Regions from separate parts of the Mus musculus genome. Here region 1 is linked to region 2. A link is a loop called in an ENCODE intact Hi-C map of the cell type or tissue named here. Cell type or tissue: gastrocnemius. All regions are shown on one strand. Links, peaks and the distances in the headings refer to the core of each region. The heading gives the core; the rest is flanking DNA. Region 1 overlaps Ppfibp1 (PTPRF interacting protein, binding protein 1 (liprin beta 1)). Region 2 holds the start of Ppfibp1 (PTPRF interacting protein, binding protein 1 (liprin beta 1)).

The links. A loop is a pair of places that touch in the nucleus more often than their neighbours do. Peaks named below come from ENCODE experiments on the same cell type or tissue, not always from the same donor. Only the 100,000 strongest peaks of a DNase experiment are listed, where the experiment ranks them.
Region 1: it touches region 2 in a loop (6-fold over the local background); 10 of 42 quality-filtered maps call a loop at or near these places.

What each region holds. Positions count from the first base shown.
Region 1 is chr6:146,942,478-146,950,808 of GRCm38, reverse strand. The region is part of intron 2 of Ppfibp1 (PTPRF interacting protein, binding protein 1 (liprin beta 1)); the gene reads right to left. Among named protein-coding and RNA genes, the nearest start is that of 1700034J05Rik, 7.8 kb to the left of the region's middle. In gastrocnemius, for the core only: a CTCF peak has its summit at 6,588; no DNase peak of the experiment used is centred there; H3K27ac peaks cover 3,580 bases.
Region 2 is chr6:146,884,437-146,892,767 of GRCm38, reverse strand. It overlaps Ppfibp1 (PTPRF interacting protein, binding protein 1 (liprin beta 1)), which reads right to left and starts at 4,274. Exons shown (of 31, transcript NM_001355728.1): 1 at 4,085-4,274. In gastrocnemius, for the core only: no CTCF peak of the experiment used is centred there; a DNase peak (open chromatin) is centred at 4,333; H3K4me3 peaks cover 3,928 bases; H3K27ac peaks cover 5,364 bases.

The sequences.
Region 1 (8,331 bases), core at 14-8,013, 58 kb before region 2:
GACAGGAGAATAAAAATGAAGTAAATGCTAAATGAATTCCTAGAGAATGCTAAGGCTCTAAATTCAATATTAAAGAAGGATGTAGTTAGGAGAAATAATCAATTGCTTCAAATGTGAACTGCAAGTGAAGAATTAATTTACACAGCACACATGGTGTCTAATTTCAGGATGACAGGTGGGGTTTATGTTGCACTGCCTGCCAGGAGTCTTTTCCTGCTACCCCCTAACTCCCCAGCAAACAGAACAATGGTCAGCTTTCAGAAGAAACAAAATCCCTATCAGATAACACTGCTGAATGAGCCCGTCTTCAGCAGAGTGGGTGCAAAAGCCCTTGGATAAATTCCCTGAAAGATTATTAGTCCAGATCAAGAAGTTCCCTTGCTAAACAATTTCCGTCTTATCCCACATTTCAAACGAACCTCATGGATTTAATACCCTTTTATTTCAGTACAGTATGCTTGATTAAAAAAAAACTACCTCCAAGGCACGGAGGGCATCTCTCCAGTTTGTGGCTTTTGAAAGAACACTAATCTCATTACCACAGCATTATCTGTTCAGAAGGGAATAAGAATGGTAATTGACTTGCATACTCCTTGTCTACCTCAATATCTATTATTTTAAGTTTAAAAAAAAAATCCTCTAAAATACAAAGAGCAGCCACTCCCCCTCTTCCCTGACCATTATAAAACTTCCCTCGTAAGCCCACGCTCAAAGAACAGGCGGCATGTCAGATGCACCCATGGGCTCTGACTTTGGGATCTTACGTTTTCCCAAACAGGAGAGTTTATCAGTAAAGTGGCATCAGAATATTTGTACCATTATTGCAACACAGCAATTTCATTCACATAAGGACCAGAAATAGACACTGAATCCACTGTGTAAAGGACTGTCAGGAAACAGTATTTGGAGGTAGTCCAACAGTCACTCCACGGGTAGAAAGCAGCCTACACCTTCAAGAGAAGCAGCGTAGACTGGCCGGCAATGTTCAACCTGAATCTCACCACAAGGACTGCAGTAGTCAGATAAATCTTAGATTGCAGAACATTCTACTAGACACTCTCTGGAACTAAACATGTTAGGATCACAAAACACAAAATAACTTTTTTTAATTGAAAAAGACAGAGAGACATGGCAGGTTATAATGGAGACCACAGAGAGAGAGACATGAGGCCAGCTGCTATTCATGATCTCCAACTGAAGCCTGGATCAAATCCACAAAGCTAAACAAAACTTAGGTAAAGGATTCTTCATAACATCTGGAAAAAACAGGTAGTGACAGATAGTATATAATATGATCGAGTAGCTGTGTCAGTCATGGTTCTCTAGAGGAACAGAACTTATAGAATGAATATTTATTTATTATATCTTTTAGATAAAATATAACACGTATATATTCATTAGAATGGCTTACAGGCTGTGGTCTAGCTAGTCCAACAATGGCTGCCTATGAACAGAAGATCCAAGAATCCAGTAGCTGTTGAGTCCACAAGGCTGGATGTCTCAGCTGTCTTCAGTAGAAGCCAGAATCCTAAAGAAGGCGGTTCTAACGCCAGTAACAAAATGGACTTGCCAGCAAGAGCAAGAACAAACAGGCAATGACCAAACTTCCCTCTTCCATGTCCCACTTCAAAAGATCTGAAGTAAAGGTGTAACTTTCTACCTCAAAAGATTCAGATTAAAAGTGGGTTCTTCCCACTTCAAATGACTTAAGGAAAAAATCCCCCTCAGGGTCCTGAGTTGCACGGGCTTTAGTTAGCTCCAGATGTAGTCAAGTTGACAGCCAGGACGGCTGCACAGGTGTTACCAACTGACGATATGGTCGAATATTTACTGTATAATAACACCAAGGCTACATAAGAGAACACCTTCGATTCTTTACAAATAAGAAAATAAGAAAGCTAAGACCAGGAAACCACTAAGAAAAACAAACTCTAGGAAGTAAGGAGTCCAGTTCTCTATGCCTAACATTTTCATGACACAGTATCTTAGTCATATATCTACTTAAAATAACTAACATTTTAAGCACTGGAACATGATATTAACTGCTAAGGTTATATAAATGGGTCGGTTCTTTAGACTCCCTCATTCATCCTGGGTTCTGTCTTGGATTCCTTGGCTCCAGGAACGTCCAGTCAGTCTCGTGCACAGTCAGGGGTGTTCAATTCCTAACTGGAGCTCACAAACGGGTCTAGCTGAGAGCAGAATGGCATCCCAGGGTTGTTCTAAAGCAAGAGCTCCGCTTGCTTAGTTTCGCTGAGGTCAGAAGAGTTTTGCCCACTAGAGGCAAGTTTACCTTTCAATGACCTCACATTGCAAGGGCTTCCATCTGCTCTACCTTGGGAAGTACTCGCTGTACAGACCTCTCTGCTCCTCGCCCTGCAGGAACAGGTCTAAGAGCTCCTGAATATTGATTTTTTGATGCTTCCTTTCCTTCTGGAGCAGGACAGCATCAAACGTGCCTGGATGGGAAATAGTGCACACAGGAAGCACACGAAGCACAGCGAGCTTAGGCCCTGTCTGAGACAAACGTGCACATCGACATACAACGAACACTCTGCAAGCAGTGAACATTCAGAAACTCTTGACAAGTTTATCTTTCCATCCCAGGTTAAAGAAGGGAGTTATTAAGACTTCCTGGCTTTGGCCCCTGGTCCTCTAAACTTGCTGTGAATTCTGAGGAAATTACTTAATCTCTCTGTGCCTTCTTTTTCTTCATCTATAAGCTGTAATACTACAGCACTAACCTTTAAAAGAAAGTAGTAATGAGTACTCAGTACAAGGATTAATGGCACATTATGTTTATAGAGTGTAAATGCTGCTAACTGCTGTCAACATAACACTCTTTATTCTAAGAAATCTGTCACAACTCCTGGTGGCCACAGAAGAAAATTCAAGTAAAAAGGCACTGCACTTCTCTACAGTGCCTCCCCACACCAACCTGAGATCAAAGCATCAGCAGCAGCAGTTTCTAGGCGCTCCTGCCAAGGCTCATGCTCCTTCACCTATCAGGAACTTCCCCTAACCTGGCTACATCTTCAGTCCACACTGCTTCTCCTGTTTTCAAATCCTATCCTTCAAGCACAGGCTATATTCAAGCCATGCTACAGAAGAGAGCCAGCGAGGCCTGAGGCTTAACCCCACCCCTTGTGTCCCCAAGCACTTGTTTTTGGTGTGTAAATGCACATTTTACCCTGACTTGTAGAAATCAGAGCAGAAACACATGCCCACACCCCTCTCTCCCACCAGACAAAGGCTCTGATGTTCTGCTTATCTCTGCATGCTCCAAAGCCCCTGACCCAGTTTCTCATACAGAGGCTCCATGATAAACCTTTGGTAAAATGAATGGTTAATCTGCAGGAAACAATTTAAGTCGATAAGATCTAGGATGGAATGTCACTTCCTTTCATAACCTTTAGCTAGCTTCTGTGGGAGAGTGTATCTGCGCCTCAACCACATGACCTGTATAGCTGGACTGGGGGTGGGGGTGATTCATGGCCGACAACTAGGGTCAGTGTACTCACATGTGTTCACTTGTTTTGTGCATGAATTTGTCCTGTGCTAACACTGTACAACCCAAGACCACCACTCTAGGTGGTTTCAGGATTGTTCCAGCTGGCGGAGGGGGAAGTATGGGCGTCGGGGATTGCCCTCAGCCCTCATGGAGGTTCCTGGCCTTTTGGTTCAGCTTGACCCTCAGACTGTGACAGCCCTTTCCAAGGTGTATCCTGAAGGTTTTCACATCAATGTGCCTTTCACTGGAAATTTTACTGTCTCAAAGATTCCCCACCCATCCCCACCCCTGCCCCCAGCTTGGTGCTGAAAAAGGCTACCTGACATCCCCAAGTCAAGAAGGCTGAGAGACCTCGGGGACAAACAATACGTTTTTCAGCCAAGCTTTATGCATGCATGGGTCAGAATGCACTTGGCCATGAGCTAGATGTTAATGATTCAACTATTAAATCATGCCTAAAAAGAAACACATAAAACAAGGTTAGGTACTAATTTGGTTGACAAAAAATGCCGTGACCAGAGGCTGGCAGGAAATTAATTCTGTATTTCCTCTAGGAAAAATACCCAGTTACTTCAGGTTCATGCCAACTTTACAGAGCATCACTCATGAGGTGACAAGAGACAGGAGTCCGGAGAGCAGAGTCCCACCACAGACACTTTTTTCCCTTTTCAGTGCTATCTCAGGAAACAACACCCAGCCCCCAGAGCCTGCACTACTCTTGGGCCCCAGTTTGCTATCTCAGCCTTTCTGGATCACTCAGCCTTACAAAGGAGAGCCACCAGACCCAGGGGGTTGCTGTGGGTTAGGGGTGCGTGCTGTCTTCTCCTGTGAGAAGGCCAATGACTGAAGGCCTGCCATTCTTATCATTTCCTGCTTGGAGCTTGGGTGTTAACCTTTCCCAGACACACAGGAGCCCCAGTGTGGGTGAAAGGGCTCTGAAAGGGCTGTTCAGTGTCGGACTCAGGCAAAACCAATACATAGCACAGCAAGGACCCAGTTTGACACGAAGGTGTCTATTCTGCTTTCCAGGAGACCTTTGCATGCATCCAGGCTCCTCAGAATCAGCAGAGTCACTAAGATAACTGGCCAAGGAACTACAGAGGACTCAGGTTCCGTTCCCAGCTCACAACCACCTGTAACTCCACTTCCAGGGTATCTAAAGCCCTCTTCTGACCTCTATGGGCGCCAGGCATACGTGTGGTGTGCATACATATATACACAAAGGCAAAGCATTCACATACAAGAAATAAACATAAATCTTTTAAAAAAAATTCTAAAAAGATAATTGGTCAAGCAGGCAACATGGCATACACCTGCAATCCAGCAATGAAGGAAGCTGAGGCTGGAAATGTGTTAATTTGAGGACTTATCCCAGCCTCAAAACCCAAAAAACAAAAAACCTCAGATAAGCTTTTGGTGCCAGCCATTGACACATACTCTGCTTCTGAAGTGACCTTATAATACTAATATATGTAATATATTATATTATATATAATTTTAATATATATCTTTTTCTTTGCAGAGCTGGGAACCAAACAGGGCCTTGTGTACACTAGGTAAAACCTGGACTGCACACACAGCCCAGTAACAGGGTTTTGTTGTTGTTTTGAGACAGAGTCTTACTCTGTAAGCCAGTCTGGCCACATGCTCACTATCCCCCTGCCTCGGCCTCCCACGTGTTAGAATTACAGGCATGCACTACCATGCCTGGCTCCTCTACAACTGGTTTTTCTTGTTGAAAAAGCCCAGATGCATTCCAGTTGCCCATGGCTCCCTTTGCCTAGTTTATCATATAAACGTCTTTCTGTCTCATGATATGAGGACCTACCTTAGGTACACTTCCATGCATAAGTCACTAATAACTGTGTTTCTGCACAGTCCTGGAGCTGAGTCTTTGTTGAATCCCTTGACACCTTCTGCCTTTGGCAGCCAGTTCTAACACAATGAATTTTCCTAGAACAATTCAAGGTCTCACTTGTCTAAGCAAATATACATTGTACGGTTTTCAAAAATTATGAAGAATAAGGCAACTCAGATTCCACTAAGCTAAACAAAACCTTTAAGAATGCCTCAGAAGCCACATGACTCCTGGACAGAGCTAACCTCCTCCAAGAGTAAACAATTTCAATGCCCAGGCACAGGAATCTGGCTTCCTTGCGTCATTCAGGAATCCCATGCTCAAAATGAGGGACATTAGTGGAGGCTTCTGCCCTATGTCCTAGCTCTGCTCTAAGTCGAATGCTCATTTGTTGAACAAAACTGCCATCCATGCACACAATGACTGAAAAGCTTCCAAGCAAGCTGAGAGGCCACGGCAGGGGTAGGTACCAAAAAACAAGGGTCAGAAAAGTTAGGTCCCAAGTAAATATAGTACAAAATGCCCAGAATAGCCCAGAAAGACAGCTGCTGACCTTTTCCTCTAAAATCTGCATATCACAGTGCCAAATGCCCGATAACACTCTAAGGCCAAGCCAGAATTACTACTACAGAGAGAAGATATAAAGTAAAATCCACACAGACAAGCATATCTGACAGTGCCATGACAATTTGAATTTGGGTACAAATGTAAACAGGGAGGACATTATTGTACTATAGTTAGCAATGGATTATATACCACAAACTCAAAGCTTCCATAATTTCTACAAATACCTCCTGAAAGTAAAATGTGCACACAGCAGGCAGAGTCTCTGTCCTTGGATCATGATGCACAGATGTATGAACTGGGCTAAATGGGGGGGATTTACAAACCCACTTAAATCTATTCTCTATTTTTGTACTTCTGAAGCAATGGAAGGCCTTGGCTTACTGGAACCCTGATGTGGGGACCAATCACCTCCAAAGGAAGAAAGGGAGGGAAAAAGGAAGGAAAGAAGAAGGGAGGGAGGGGAGGAGGGAGGGGGGAAGAAAGGAAGGAAGGCAAGGGAGGGAGAGAAAAAGAAATTCACATTTGATACCTGTCACACAGAAAGCAATGGATTATTCCCAACACAAAAATCTATAATCCTAAATATTCTAAAATCCAATCCTTAGCACCACTCTCAAGAAATTCTAAGGGCTGGAGAGATGGTTCTAAGTTCAATTCCAAACAACCACATGGTGGCTCACAACCATCTGTAATGGGATCTGATGCCCTCCTGTGTCTGGAGACAGCTACAGTGCACTCATGTAAATGAAATAAATAAATCTTTAAAAAAAAAAAAACTTTAGAAACACTTCATGTTAAAGACATGAGATCTTTACTTTTGTTTTTTATTGTTGTTTTGGTAAAATGTATTTCATATTAATTATGCTCACTCCACAAAAAAAAAAGTCAGGAAATAGACATGTCAATTCTAAGGAACAGAGTGACAGTGAGTGCAAGGGGGTTATAAAGAAAAGGGCAGATAGGACATAGTCATGGGATATGCTTTCCTGAGGGGGCGGGGGGAGACAGGATTGACACTATGTCAGGGGCTATACTCTATCAGAGGCTGCAAATTGCAGGCTCACAGCAAAGTGCTATATGGACACACAGGCAGGCCTGTATGGGTGGAAGCCATCCCATGTTACAGCCATTCTTAAACCATTTAAGAGAAGGCAAAGACATAGCTAGACAGGGGGCTTCACCTCATTCTTACAAATGGCTCCGGCCACCCCCAAAAGTGGTATAACCAGGTACAACAGACTACCCCCAGCCAAGAAAGCAAGAATCGATATCATAGAGGAGGGACAAAGGCATTACCTGTGCTCTTAGGCACAGGATGCTACTACATCAATACTCAACTGGCAGTAACGCCTCCCAAGCCCAGTGGACAAATGTCACATCGGTTTGGATGCTTTCCTGTGCTGCTCCTGCCGTCAGGCTCAGGACAGCCATAATGAGGAAGTGAAAAACACAATTGAACACTTATTTTTATTCTGTTAATTCCATGCATACCAATATTTCAATTTTCTTCTGGAGATGGGGTCCAGCTATGTAGTCCAAAGCAGCCTCAAAAACAAAATCCTCTTGTCTCAACCTCCCAAGTACTAGGATGATAAATATACCATGACACACCCACCTTGATGCTAATATTTGGTGTTTGTTGCTGTTGCTGTCATCTGAGACAGGGTGGCTCTATACAGCCCTGGCTTTCCCGAAACTTGTTATGTAGGCCAGGCTGAGTAACTCACAGTTACTGCTTCCCCAAATACTAGGATCAAGACATGAACCACTCTACCAGGCACCGCTAGTATTTTAATTGGTGCTCTTAAATACATATTTCTTCAATATCTAAACAATAAAACAAACCCAACATTTAAAAGGAACGTTCTTAACTGCATGACTAGAATGTGGGAACTGAGAATTGAAAGACAGACAAGGAGATCTCTTACAGAAGACATCCTTCATCCCTCAACAGAAGAGGAGAGGAAACACAAGAAGACTCAAGTACAGAACCCCGATTTCTACTTTACGGATGTGAAACCCCAAAATGCTATCACCACAGCCTTTAGCTTTGCACAAATGTTAGTCCTGTATGTTAGTTTTGCCACTGTCTTCTGTCAGCCTACAGAAAGTTGTTCCTTGAGGAGAAAGCTTTTAGTAGCACCCTGAATCAAGAGTGGGAGTCACCCCATTAAATAAATAAATACATAAACCTAAGTGTTTATGTATACCATGAATGAATATGCAATGACTTTTAATCTACCTATTATTTAGTTCAGAGGAAAATAAACCTTACCCTTAATGAACAAAGCATACAAAGTAGTATCGGTGAGATATAGATTTACACACACTCACAGAACCCTGCATCACTTATAGTCTGGTCACAGTTTCTATTTGTAAACACAAGTTGCAACAC
Region 2 (8,331 bases), core at 103-8,102:
ATATAGACCCAAATATGAATGGATATGGAGACATTAACTAAATCCTTCACTCACTGTTTTGTAAAGGTAATTCAAACCAGGACAGAAACATGCAACATCTTTGAAAAGACAGAATGTTAAATAAGATTTTCCTTCAGTTAATCAGAATTTCCTTCTAGCTCAGCTGTTTAAAAAATAGGTACCTTAAAAATTGGAAATGAAAACCTCAAAAAGTTGATTTTAATGTAATAAGTTGTCAGCATAATTTACTACAAAACCTAAGTAGTCCATGGGTATAAAAGACTGTAAAAGAAGTCAGCTGCTCTGCGACAGAATGACCTTGTTGTGATTTACCTCATACTGGTACAAAGAACGGCATAAAGACCACAGGAACTGCATGAGGCTCCCTCGGTGACTGTGTTCCCAAGAACAATTTAAGACAACTTTCAGATTAGACATGGGTAATTTAGAATTACAGCGTAGCCTAGATTTCAAGTTTCTGGTCTGGTAAGACCAACTGACTCTTATGTTAATGTCACTATTATAATAGTAATAGTTGTTTAACAAAAGGAATTAAATCAAAACCTAATCTCACCTTTCTTAAAAACTTTCATATCTTTTAACAATTCTCCTTTTTCTTTTCACTTTTATTTACTTAGGGTATGTGTCCCACATATGTTATAAGGAGCTGAGGCTAGAAGACAACTTGGGGGACTCCATTCTCTCCTTCTATCTAGGGATCAGGCCTGGCAGCAAGTGCCTTTACCCACTAAGCTATCTCACTGGCCCAAGAACTTGCCTTTCAAACTACCACGCTGGGGCTGGAGAGGTGGCTCAGTGATTAAGAGCACTCATGACTCTAACACAGACCCTGCGCTCACATGGGTTTTAAAACTGTCTGTAACTGCAGTTTCAGGGATGCTGACATCCTCTTCTAGGCTCCTGGGGCACACTATACAGCATACAGGCAGTAAGTTCATACACATAAAATAAAAGAATAAAAGTGCCATGTTTTACTATACCACATCTGCCCTCATAACCATGAACTGAAAAAGAGAAATAGTATTTCAAATTAAGTTGTACAATAACTTATTGCTCAAGTGTTTTAAAACTTGCTCCCCCCCCCAAAAAAAAACCCATACATACACACACACACACACACACACACAATACTTTTTGCTTGACTATCTGGTCTTCGAGGTTCCATCTTTATCTGCATGTCATTGTCTAGAATCTGTCATCAAGCAAGGCTACACTACATAGTACCCACCTTAGTGCCCACAGGAATTCCACATTTCTTTCTCAATAGAAGAAAACTGCACTAGAAAATACAGAATATTTTACATACATTCATTGAACATAAATACCAAAATTTTGTCCAATATTATTACTGAGTCATTAGCAATTCCAATGCCTTAGTTCAAAAATGCAACAAAAATTAAAATGTTCTGTTCCCATAAAGTACATACTCCCTTTACAAAAGCTTGTTCTTGCTGGGTACGATGGCACAAACATGTAATCCCGGGGTGGGGGGGACGGGGGACAAGAAGAACCAAAGTTAAAGGCCAGCCTGAGCAACAGGGTGAGATCCTATCTCAAAGAAGAAAGGGGGAGTGGGGTTGGCCCTATCAAAAGGTTGCTCTTCATATGCCCCGTGCTGTTTGGTTATTCCGGGAACTAGGAACAATGCTGTTTGAAAACAAAGCAAATAACACACAAATGTCCTTCCCAGTTCTGGCTATAGAGACGTCTTTTAAGTTCCATTTTTAAAATCCTCTATGCCCACACTTCCTGACTTGGGTTTACTAGACATAATGTGATGACTTTCTTTACCTAGCTCCTGGAAATGCCCTTTAGGTCAGAGTCTGGGATGCAGCTTCTGACTAACAATGAAGTCCACTCCCACTTCCTCCAGACCTGGCAACCAGGGAATCCTCACTGCTGAGGCACCCCTGCCCTCAAAGAGGAAACTGGCTTCACTCAGAAATCTCAGCTACATGCTTTCTATTTCTTGCTCTAAAAGAAAGTGCCTTGAAACTCTGAGAGCCAGTGTTGGAGTCAGAGTACTCAAAGTTAATTTTCCCCCAGAGAGACAATCACACTCAGTGACCCATGAGCAGAAAATCTCCAAGCAAGAAAAGGAGTTTGAAACAAGAAATAAAATCAGAATCCTGCCAATAGACAATTGCTTTCTCAAGTTAACAATCAGACCTTTTGAGTTCCCCTCACACTGCTGTCAATTCTTACTGAAAGCAAGGGTCTGTTTTGGTCCCACATCGGAAAAAAATCATATTCTCATTATTAAGAGTTTGTATACCATGCTTCCCAGCATTCCCCTGTTAAAACTCCTTTCCCAACCAGTAATGCTGGCACAGGCTTAACCCTAAGAGTTAGGAAGCAGAGACAGGCAGACTTCAGTGAGTTTGAGGCCTGAGCGGTCTGCACAGTGGCTCAGAACAGCCAGAGCTACATAGTGAAATCCTGTTTTAAAAATAAAAAGTAATAAAATAAAACTTAAACTCCTTTCTCTAAAAGTGAACCCTGAAAACACAACTAACAGCCTTCATTCAACTTTTTCTCAAGAAGCCCCAGGCAAGATCTAGATTGTCAGCCGCTTTCCTAACTGCTCTGGTGTATAAACACCAACAGAGTTATAGAATTGTGCCCCCAAGAAACCAGTTTTCCCACAGCTACGAATATATACAAGTGAATTTCTCACATCCTAACTGGACTACATAAAAAATATTTTACATTGATATGCAAGGATAACACTGATGTTCTTTTACTTAAGCAATATATGGTAGGATGTAAGGAAACTGAGAAAACATAAAACTATTTTCTCTTTACTTTCTGGGAAGATGATTCACATATTTGTGACACTTTTAAATATTCCCACCTGCACATATACTTCCCTGCTGGTTCTGTAGTAGTGTAGGAGACTGGGCTCAAGCATATGTCCCTGATGGGCATTCTCTTGTAATATGAGGAAACCGAGATTCAGGGTCTGAGCACACTTTCCAAATGTGTGGCGTGGCTCTGCAGTATTATATAGGGATTCTGGGGTTCCACCACAGTCCCCTGACTGGAATCTGGGGTATATTACAGGGAGTCTGGGTCCCATTGCAGTTCCCTGAATGGAGCGTATGGTATTATTGGAGTAGTTCCGGGGTGTGGGGTCCCACGAAAATTCCCTAACTGAAGTCTGTGGTGTGGTGGAGACTCTGGGGTGTAGGGTCCCAGAACACTTCTGTAATTGGAGTTCTGTGGTATCAGAGTCTATGGTGTGGTGGGAGGACAAGTGTGAAATGGGCTCACACTGTCCTGAATGAGTCTGTGGCGTGGTGAGATACCCACTGTGTAAAACTGTGCGCATGTCCCTGACTAGAGTTCCATGGTACTAGGATTCTGGGGTGTTCGGGTCCCAGCACATTTCCCTGACTGGAGTCTGTGGTGTGGTGGGGAGTCCAGGAGTGAGCTGGAAGCACACTTCTCTGACTGGAGGCTGTGGTGTGGTGGGGATTCTGAGGCGTGGGGTCCCAGCACACTTCACTGATTGGAGTTCTGTGATTCAGAGTCTATGGTATGGTGAGGGGACGAGTATGAGATGGGCTTATACTACCCTGGCTGGAGACTGTGGGTGTGTAAGGGGTCGGGGAGTCCGGGTGTGAGCTGGGAGCACACTTCCCTGGCTGCAGGCTGTGGAGGGAAGTCTGGATGTGAGCTGGGAACACACTTCCCTAACTGGAGTCTGGGGGGGGGGGTGCTGGGGGGGGTAGACCGGGTGTGAACTGGGAGCACATCTCCCTGACTGGAGACTGTGGTGTGAAGGAGAGACCGGGTGTGAGCTGGGAGCACACTTCCCTGACTGGAGTCTGTGGAGGGGAGTCTGGGTGTGAGCTGGGAGCACACTTCCCTGACTGGAGTCTCTGGGGGAGTCCGAGCACACTTCCCTGACTGGAGTTCTGTGCTGTGGGGAGTCCGGGTGAGGGAACCGAGGACCCAGACGAGCCCTTCCTGTCACCCCGAAGCTGCTGCCCCCCACTCACTAGAGATCCCCGAGAACGCGGGCGCGGGTCGCAGAAGGAACCGCCCGCGGCTGGCTTACCTGAGGCGGAGGGCCGCCGAGCTCCACAAGTTGCAGTTCCGCCTCCCGGGACCCGCCCGGCTGCCAGATCGCCACTCTCGACGCGGCCGCCCCCGCGCCCTACACGGCGACAGGAGCCGGGGCCGGAGCACAGCGCCCGGCTGACATCACCGCCGCCCAGGTGCCGCCTCCCCTCGGTCCTCCTCGTCCCACCGCCCCGCCCCTCCCCCGGCGGGAACCAGCCCCAGGGGCGGAGGGGGCGGGGCCTCGCGCTTGCGGCCCGCTGATTGGCCGGGCGCGCGGTCACTCCGAGGCGGCGCCTGGTCTCCCACATTCCTGGCCGAGCCCAGCGGAGCTGGGAGTGGGCGTCGGTGGGGAGCGCGCCCGGTCCGCTGCGGTCCGTAGGGCGCGGATAAAGGGCTGCGCTGAGCCGGGCGGTCGCTCGCAGCTCTTCCCGGGTCAGAAGCGACGCTCATCCCGAAAGAACGCCTCTGTGTCGCGGACCGAGCGGACGTGGCGGGCGGGGAGCCCCGCGGATAAAGTAAAAGGCCCCGGAGGGGAAACTGAGGACTTACAGAGACTGAGCGGACGAGGATCCCAGAGGTGGCCACCCTAGTTCCGCGTGGTCATCTAGCGGCGCTCAACCACGTGGCTGCTTTTGCATTTAGTAACGAGACAAAAATAAAAATAAAAAGACACGCAAGCTTCCAGAGAAATAAAATGAACTCTCCAGAGGGAGGGGGTAAATGTTTTACTATTTATATTTTTTCGAGGTTTTCCCCCCCTCTCCCCCCCCCCGCTGTGACACATATCAAGGCTGGTCTTCAAATTGTTATCTTTTTACCTTAGCCTTCCTAATAGCTGAGGTTACAGGCCCACACTCAGCAATAACCTGCTTTTTAAAGATTTTTTATTATTATTTTTGTTGGAGTTTGTTGTTGTTGTTTGTCCTGTCGTGAAACTGTGTGTGGACCAGACTGGTCTTGAACAGCTATCTGCCTGCCTCCGCCTCAAACTATTCAAATCAAAGATGTGTACCACCACACCCAGCTATTTTTGTTATTTTGTTTAATTATGTGTAGTATGTGTGTGTACCCATGGAGGCTAGAAGCATTGAATTCTCCCAGTTGTGAGATAGGGGCTGTGGGCTGAACTCAAGTGTTTCTGCAAAAAGAGCAGAAGAGGTTAACTGTTTGGCCATCTCTTCAGGCCCTATGCTGAACTTTTTAAGTCCCATAAGGCTTCTGTTTTGATGCACAACTGAAAAGGGAGAACCCTCACAACTGAGTTCAAACCACATGATAATAATTACTGTTGAACCAATTGCAGTGACTGAGCTAACAATTAAGAATTAACTACTATTTACCCTCTGGTGGATATCAGCTGTGTAATCCTCTTGGCTGCAAAGTCAGGGAGATTCTCAGGAGCCCTTCTTTCAGTTTCCCCTGTCAGACCCAGAACTGAACTGAATAATGAAAAGCAGCTTTATGGATACAGAATATGATTAGTTTCTGTTAGCTTTTTGTTGGCTATGAGCCTCCCCAGCCCCCACCGCCGCCGCTGCCACCACCCTGGGGAACGGAAGGTGGTGTGTTTGTGTATGTGTTGACTGGGGGGTTTGATTTTAGTTTTCTTGAGACAGATTCTTAAGTAGCTGAAGCTATCCTTGAACTCACTATGTAACATAGGCCAGCCTTGAACTCAGGAACCTTCTTCCACTAATCCCAGATGCTGGGATTAAGGTGTGTGACATGTGACTTTTCAGCTGGCTTTATTGTGTGTTCTTTGATTAATGACGTCGCACATTCGCCATTCTACCACAATGGATTCACAATGTCCCTCATTGTGTCCCATATGCTCTTCCCAGCCCACCTGTCCATGGGAAGTAAACTGATTTTAACATAAGGAGTCAAAGCCTCAGCAAGGTCCCAGCTGACTATAAAGCCGGATCCAGAGGATCTGACGCTCTCTTCTGTCCCCCAGGGGTACCTCTGGGCAAGAGACTCACATTTAAAAAAAAAATAGTATTGATTATTCATACTCCACACAGTTTCAGAAACTCTAAAGCTACACAGATAAACTAGACTTGCCCCCTGTGCTCGCACTGACTTTATATTGTCACCATGGTAACTGTCTGACTGACTCTATTCTGAAGCCTTCCCTTGAATTCCCCAGCGGTGATTGTCTACACCAAACCAAATGAGCTTCTGAAGTGTTTGTTTTTGTCATCAACATCTTGCCCTGAAATTCTCAGCTGGTCTCCTAAAACTAGCCCTGGTCAGGCTTCTATTTTATCCCCACCCCCACCCATCTCCCTCTTCTGTCCATCCCTCTAGTAGAGAGACTCACAGACACTGCTTGGGTGCCATCTTTTGTCACTTTCACCAAAGGTATAAGTAGATTGCCTACTCTTCTGTCAAGGTCCAATTAAAGCTTTGACCTGTCAGGACCTGCTGTGTGCCACAGTGAAATCACAGGGCAGGGTGGGGAGGTCTGGGAGTGGACCTCTACAGAGCTCTGCCACATGCTGTGTAACACTCAAATTATCTACTTGAAACTTCAGCTACTTCCACTCTAAGTGGGGCCCACAATGCCTACCAAGGTTACCGTGGGAGGTATTTTACAGGTGTGTAAAGGCTGAGTTTTACCTCGTTAAAGATATTTCCTGCCAGTGGCAATGGTGATACATGCCTTTGATTCCAGCACTTGAGAGGCAGAGGCAAGAGGATCTCTGAGTTTGAGGCCAGCTTAATCTACAGAGCAAGTCCCAGGGCACCTAGGGCTCTACAGAGAAACCCTGTCTCAAAAAACAACCAAAACAAAACAAAAAGCAAGGTATTTCCTGCCTGCCTTTCTCTTAACATTTTATAGTTTGTGAAAGGAGCGGGGGTTTTGTTTGTTTTGAGACAGGGTCTCACTATGTAGCCTGGATGTCTTGGAACACACTGGCCTGGAACCTACAGAGGTGCATAAGCCTCTGCCTCCGGAATGCTGGGATTAAAGGCATACATCACCATACCCAGCAAATTTGATATTTGAGACAGTCTCACTATGTAGTCCAGGCTGGCCTGGAACCCACGATGCAGCCCAGGCTGGACATGTAGCCAATGCCTCAGCCTCCAGAATGCTAGGGTTACAGGTCTGTACCACACATCAGCATCAAGTTTAAAACTTTTTGAAGAGCCTCTGTGTATTCCTTGTGCCAAATGCAAAGAGAGACTTTAGCAAATGTAACAACTACAGAGGGCTGGAGAAAATGGGGCCTGTCACTTCTGCATACGAAGTCTACTCCTGAATTATTTCCAGCCAAAAACATCAACCACCTCCCCATGGCTTTCTCTCAATGTCCCTCTGCCCCTGTTCCTTTCAGCAGCAGGCCTTTCCCTTCCCCTCCCCTTCCCCTTCCCCTCCCCCCTCCCCCTCCTCCTGCCAGTCTCTCATTCAACCTAGAACTCATCCTTTGACTTCTCTCTACTACTCCAGCCTCCTCTTCCCTCAGTCAGTGCCTGCTTTCTGCTTTGCTCCCAGGTGCCCTCACAGGGTGGCTGGAAGATTCCAGCCGCTCCTAAAGCCCTAGTCACAGGATGGCTGCCTCCAGACTCCAGTTCTTCCAAAACCACAGCCAGCCACAGGAGGGGGAGGGAACGTCCACCCCCATAGAGATGGCAGGATAGAATAACAGGAAGTTGCCTCCTGTTCCCTCTACAGCTGGAATGATAACAGCTGCCACCGAAGTGTAAGGAACAAGAGACTCAAAAGGAAAGCTGAAAAAGACCCAATCTGGAGCAGATCAAACCAGGAGTCACACTGAGCAGGGCCGGTGGGGGCCATTTCAGCCTCTGACTCCCTCCTTTCTACCATGGTCCCAGCTCTTACCTGTTCTACATTTGGATTTTATTGTGATACTGAATGTTTATAAGATAGCCTCAGGGGCTGGAGAAAGGGCTCAACTCAGTGGCTCAACCCAGAGAACCAGGGTTCAATTCTCTAAACCACACAGGGGCTCACAACCTTCTGTAACTCCAGTCTGAGCGGGTCCAACATGCTCTTCTAGCCTCTGCAGGCACTACACACACATGGTGCACAGACATGCATGCAAAACCCCTATCCATATAAAATAAAAATAAAATAGAGGGAAGTCTGCTACTTAACATTGAAGGCACTGACCTTTGTGTATGTTGGGAAACTCCAATCAGGACACCGTTACAGAAGAAAATAAGATGATAAGGGTCAAACCCAGCACCAACCTCTATCCCAGGTCATCTGTG